Regions from separate parts of the Homo sapiens genome. Here region 1 is linked to region 2. Evidence: read pairs that join two places in POLR2A ChIA-PET (ENCODE). Cell type or tissue: OCI-LY7. All regions are shown on one strand. Each heading gives the region's core, and the rest is flanking DNA. Links, peaks and the distances in the headings are about the cores only.

The links. ChIA-PET counts read pairs that join two places held together with the same protein. Peaks named below come from ENCODE experiments on the same cell type or tissue, not always from the same donor. Only the 100,000 strongest peaks of a DNase experiment are listed, where the experiment ranks them.
Region 1: POLR2A ChIA-PET joins it to region 2 with 6 read pairs; 3 of 35 experiments call an interaction of 5 or more read pairs at or near these places.

What each region holds. Positions count from the first base shown.
Region 1 is chr15:77,180,109-77,183,027 of GRCh38, reverse strand. It overlaps PEAK1 (pseudopodium enriched atypical kinase 1), which reads left to right. Exons shown (of 10, transcript NM_001385026.1): 7 at 988-2,919. The coding sequence starts at 1,102. Among named protein-coding and RNA genes, the nearest start is that of LINC00597, 44 kb to the left of the region's middle. RefSeq lists an enhancer at 1,103-1,192. In OCI-LY7, for the core only: no CTCF peak of the experiment used is centred there; a DNase peak (open chromatin) is centred at 1,087; H3K4me3 peaks cover 1,595 bases; H3K27ac peaks cover 789 bases.
Region 2 is chr15:77,129,387-77,132,305 of GRCh38, reverse strand. The region is part of intron 9 of PEAK1 (pseudopodium enriched atypical kinase 1); the gene reads left to right. Among named protein-coding and RNA genes, the nearest start is that of TSPAN3, 60 kb to the right of the region's middle. In OCI-LY7, for the core only: no CTCF peak of the experiment used is centred there; no DNase peak of the experiment used is centred there.

The sequences.
Region 1 (2,919 bases), core at 149-2,648, 51 kb before region 2:
TCTTCCCCCCTTCATCTATCAGTGTTTTATAGTTTTGCTCATATAGATTCTAGATTTTACACATATTTTGTTGGACTTATATACGTAAGAATTTCATGGGTTTTGGTCAGAGCTGTCTTTTTAAAATGCAAATTGGATTATGTTGTTTCCCCTATTCAAGACCCTTCAGTGGCTTCCCACTGCTCTTAGGATAAACTCTATAATCTTTAAAAGCCTAAAAGGCCTTGCATGATCTGGCCCCTGGTCTCCTTTTCAGCCTTTTTTTTTTTTTTTTTTTTGAGACAAGGTCTCACTCTGTCACCCAGGCTGAAGTACTGTGGCACAATCTGCTCACTGCAACCTCCACCTCCCAGGCTCAAACAATCCTCCTGCCTCAGCTTCCTGAGTATCTGGAACTATAGGTGTGTGCTACCACACCCAGCTAATTTTTATATTTTTTTTAGAGATGGGATTTTATCATGTTAGCCAGGCTGGTCTTGAACTCCTGGGCTCAAGGGATCTTCCCACCTTGGCCTGCCTCCCAACATGCTGAGATTACAGGCATGAGCCACTGCACCCAGCCCCGAAGCTTCATTTTCAATGCATTGAGTTTGAGGAGTCTACGAAATGTCTAAAACATTCAAGGGTAGGTGGAAGAAGAGGAATCTATAATGGGCTGGGAAGTGTTAGAGAAATTGGTGGATAACAGAAGGAGTGGTATCAAAGGCATTTCTGGGAGGGAAGGTCACAGAATCATTGCAACAGAGACATCAAGCTGAAGATTATGTATGGATAGATAAGAGTGCATAAAATTATAGTTAAAAAGCTCACTTTCCAAATGCTGATTGGCTAAAGGGAAATTACAAAGTACACAAATTAGTTTAGCTCTCAGTCTTTTAATTTAAGGAAAAGTTTAGGAATGGAGTCAGTTTTTTCAAGTCACTAATAATGGTAAGTCTCATAGTGCCTTTTTCATTCAGATTTTTTGTCTTCTTTTCCCCTCCACAGATTGATCATTCTTAGAAGAGCTGCTGTAACACATAGGGGAAGTGAAAACTAACAGATGAAAGTTTTGTCATGCACTGAAAGAAAAGCATTGTCTGTGAAGTTCTATTTTTAAAAATGTCTGCTTGTAACACCTTTACTGAACATGTTTGGAAACCTGGTGAATGCAAGAATTGCTTTAAACCTAAAAGTTTGCACCAGCTTCCCCCAGACCCTGAGAAGGCACCCATCACCCATGGCAATGTGAAAACTAATGCCAATCACAGTAACAACCACCGCATCAGGAACACGGGCAATTTCCGGCCTCCTGTGGCTAAAAAACCCACTATAGCTGTGAAGCCCACTATGATAGTGGCAGATGGGCAAAGTATATGTGGTGAGCTTAGCATCCAAGAACACTGTGAGAACAAACCTGTCATCATAGGGTGGAACCGAAACAGAGCTGCCTTGAGTCAGAAACCACTTAACAATAATAATGAAGATGATGAAGGAATTAGCCATGTTCCTAAGCCTTATGGCAATAATGATAGTGCAAAGAAGATGTCAGATAACAATAATGGACTAACTGAAGTGTTAAAGGAGATAGCAGGCTTGGATACTGCCCCTCAGATAAGAGGAAATGAAACAAACTCCAGAGAAACATTCTTGGGAAGAATAAATGATTGCTATAAACGATCATTGGAAAGAAAGCTTCCACCAAGTTGCATGATAGGTGGGATAAAGGAAACTCAGGGCAAGCATGTTATTCTGAGTGGGAGCACAGAAGTGATTAGTAATGAAGGGGGCCGGTTCTGTTACCCAGAGTTTTCCAGTGGCGAGGAGAGTGAAGAGGATGTACTTTTCAGTAACATGGAGGAGGAGCACGAGAGTTGGGATGAGAGTGATGAAGAGCTGTTGGCCATGGAGATTCGCATGAGAGGGCAACCTCGCTTTGCCAACTTCAGAGCAAACACATTGTCTCCTGTTCGATTCTTTGTGGACAAAAAATGGAATACCATCCCCCTGCGAAACAAGTCTCTGCAGAGAATCTGTGCTGTGGACTATGATGACAGCTATGATGAAATCCTGAATGGTTATGAGGAAAATTCTGTGGTCTCTTATGGACAAGGAAGCATTCAGAGCATGGTGTCATCTGACTCCACATCACCAGATTCTTCTTTAACAGAAGAATCACGTTCTGAGACAGCCAGTAGTTTATCCCAGAAGATTTGTAATGGGGGATTATCTCCTGGTAACCCAGGAGATTCTAAGGACATGAAGGAAATTGAGCCCAATTATGAAAGTCCCTCTAGTAATAATCAGGATAAAGATTCATCACAGGCTTCCAAAAGCTCAATAAAAGTTCCAGAGACCCACAAAGCAGTCCTTGCTCTCCGATTAGAAGAGAAAGATGGCAAGATTGCTGTACAAACTGAGAAGGAAGAAAGTAAAGCCTCTACAGATGTTGCTGGGCAAGCAGTAACCATAAACCTTGTCCCCACAGAAGAGCAAGCAAAACCTTACCGAGTTGTGAACCTGGAACAGCCATTGTGCAAGCCATATACTGTCGTGGATGTGTCAGCAGCCATGGCCAGTGAGCACCTCGAGGGCCCTGTTAACAGCCCCAAGACAAAAAGCTCATCCTCTACTCCAAACTCTCCAGTTACATCATCTTCATTGACACCAGGACAAATAAGTGCCCATTTCCAAAAATCCAGTGCAATTCGATACCAAGAAGTATGGACTTCTAGCACCAGTCCACGACAAAAGATACCTAAAGTAGAACTAATTACTAGTGGAACTGGACCAAATGTTCCTCCAAGGAAAAACTGTCACAAATCAGCACCTACATCACCCACAGCTACAAACATTTCCTCCAAAACCATCCCTGTTAAGTCACCTAATTTGTCTGAAATTAAATTTAATAGTTATAACAATGCTGGTATGCCACCTTTT
Region 2 (2,919 bases), core at 185-2,684:
CGAGACCAGCCTAGGCAACGTGGTGAAACCCTGTCTCTAAAAAAAAAAATAGAAAAAATTAGCCAAATGTAGTGGCTCATGCCTGTAGTCCCAGCCACCCAGGAGGCTGAGGTGGGAGGATCACCTGAGCCCAGGAGGTCAGGGCTGAAGTGAGCCATGATCGGGTCACTGCACTCCAGCCTGGGCAACAAAGTGAGACCCTGTCTCAAAAAAAAAAGTAGGTAACCCTTGAGCTTTGCTTTTTGCAAGGGCTACCTAAAAATATGAGGTCTGTTATGTACCTTTCACTGCATGTTTCTGTCTTTTTTTTAGGCTGGAGTGCAGTGGCATGATCATAGCTCACTGCAGCCTCAGGTGTGTGCCACCACATGACTGATTTTTTTGGTTTTGGTAGAGGTGGTGGTCTCACTATGTTGCCCAGGCTGGTCTCAAACTCCTGGCTTCCAGTGATCCTCCCACCTTGGCCTCCCAAAGTGCTGGGATTACAGGCATGAGCCATCATACCTGGTTTATGTTTCTGACTTTACCCTTTACCAGCTAAGAAATGCTTGTCTACCTCTGCTCTGTAACTCCTTTGCTCCCTAGAGAAACATTTTTATAGAGGAGGATAACTAATGTTTATTGATGTTCCTGGAACTATATTTTTGTTATGTAATTTAATCTTCACATCAACTTTATGAGATTAAGATCTTTTTCTCCATTTGACATATGAGGAAAATGAAGCTCCAAGAAGTAGGCTGACTTGGTTAGGATCACACAGCTAGCAAGTGGTAGAGCTGAGTTTTTTGTTGTTGTTTTTGTTTTGTTTTGTTTTGAGATGGAGTCTCACTCTGTTGCCAGGCTGGAGTGCAGTGGCACGATCTTGGCTCACAGCAACCTCTGCCTCCCGGGTTCAAGCGATTCTCCTGCCTCAGCCTCCCTTGTAGCTGGGACTATAGGTGTGCACCACCATGCCCAGCTAATTTTTGTATTTTTAGTAGACACGGGGTTTCACCGTGTTGGCCAGATGGTCTCAATCTCTTGACCTCGTGATCCGCCCACCTTGGCCTCCCAAAGTGCTGGGATTACAGGCGTGAGCCACCATGCCTGGCCAGAGCTGAGTTTTAATCACAAATATTTCTGACTCCATAGCTGTATTTTGTCCATTGTGCCACTTATCAATTTCTTACATGTGGATTGCTTATTTCAGATAACCCACTTCTTCAAGACAGCTAAACTCTTGACATCAAGAATTCTTGCCCAGTTACATTCACTGTAGCAGAAAGCCATAGGTTTCATCAATATAATAAATAAAGTGTGGACTTTGAAGTCCAAAAGATTTGGGTTCAGATCCTGGTTCTGCCTCTTAGTAGCTTTGTCAATAATGGCACCCATCTTATGGAGCTGTTGTTTGGTTAAAAGAAAACAAAATGTCCCTAATAACTGTTCATTTCATTAACTAGCCACTAGCTTCTTCCCTAGGTTACTTTAAGAGAGTAACAATCTTTGAGCCTCAATTTCCTCCTCTTTCAGATGTTTACAGTGAGTGTAGGATCAAGTGAGATAATGCATATGAAAGGTTTTTGAAGAACACAAAGCCCTATATGTAAACTTAAGGTAGTGTCCTCCATTCCCATAGTCCCTTTTTACTGATTCTATTCACTGGTTCAAAACCAATTAACATATCTAAATGACTTTTACATGTTAATTAGGCTTAGAAAGACCAGATGGTATCTTAGCAAATTAATGGATAAGGTAACGATTGGCCTTACCTGTCTATCAAGACAGAATGTATGTTTGAAACAGACCTTCAGCTAGCTACCCTCTGCAGTTACAGTATCTACACCAGTTGACTGTCTGATGTCACTGGCAGAGTAACCCTGTGCTCCAGCTCACACTTTTTAAATTAAACTGAGGGATAAACTGTAAAGAGGGGGATCTGGATTCAAGTTAATACATTACTATTGAGTTTAAAAAGGTATTTTGAGATTCTATATAGCACTTAAGAGCTGTTATATAAATTGAGGTTATGGTGCCTTATCTATCTTGGGCCCTTATTGCTGCAAAATCACCAATGCAGGATGAGTACCTGTTTCAGAAAGGGACATTGAACTATCTGTTCTTTCAAAACAGTTGAGAAGTAGGACTTGACTAACTTTATGTATTATTGCCGTGGAATCTTGTCTCTTTCCCAAATCAGTGGTCTGGTATTGATTTCTTTGCTTATAATGATGTAAAACCAATCTCCAAAGAACAGATGGCAAGTGGTTATATACTAGGAGTTGTTGGCAGGTTTGGAAAAGGATATTTTACACTAAATGCTAAATATAAATGTCTCTTTTAAGACCCTCTGGTATTGCCAGAAGTGCCCAATTGATTGTACTATTAGGGCTCTGTGAACCCTGTCTTTGCAGAGATAAGCAAAAGACACTAACAGTTGGCCCACACAAACAACTTTTTCTGTTTATCTTCTTAAATTCCCTTCCCATACTAAGGGAATTTATAATAGTCTAAAGGGTGTAACTGTCTCTTAAAGAGACTAAAAGTTCTTTAAAATGTTGCAAACAAAAAGTCAGTGGTAGACTGGGCGTGGTGGCTCACGCCTGTAATCTCAACAGTTTGGGAGGCTGAGGCAGATGGATCACCTGAGATCAGGAGATGGAGACCAGCCTGGCCAACATGGCAAAACCCCGTCTCTGCTAAAAATACAAAAAAAAAAAAAAAATAGCCAGTCATTGTGGCGGGCACCTGTAATCCCAGTTACTCGGGAGGCTGAGGCATGAGAATTGCTTGAACCCAGGAGGCGGAGGTTGCAGTAAGCTGAGGCACTGCACTCCAGCCTGGGCAACAGAGTGGGACAACATATCAAAAAAAAAAAAAAAATCAGTGGTAGAATTTAGCAATTTGAAAGCCAAAGGATATCACCCCTCATCCTTAAAT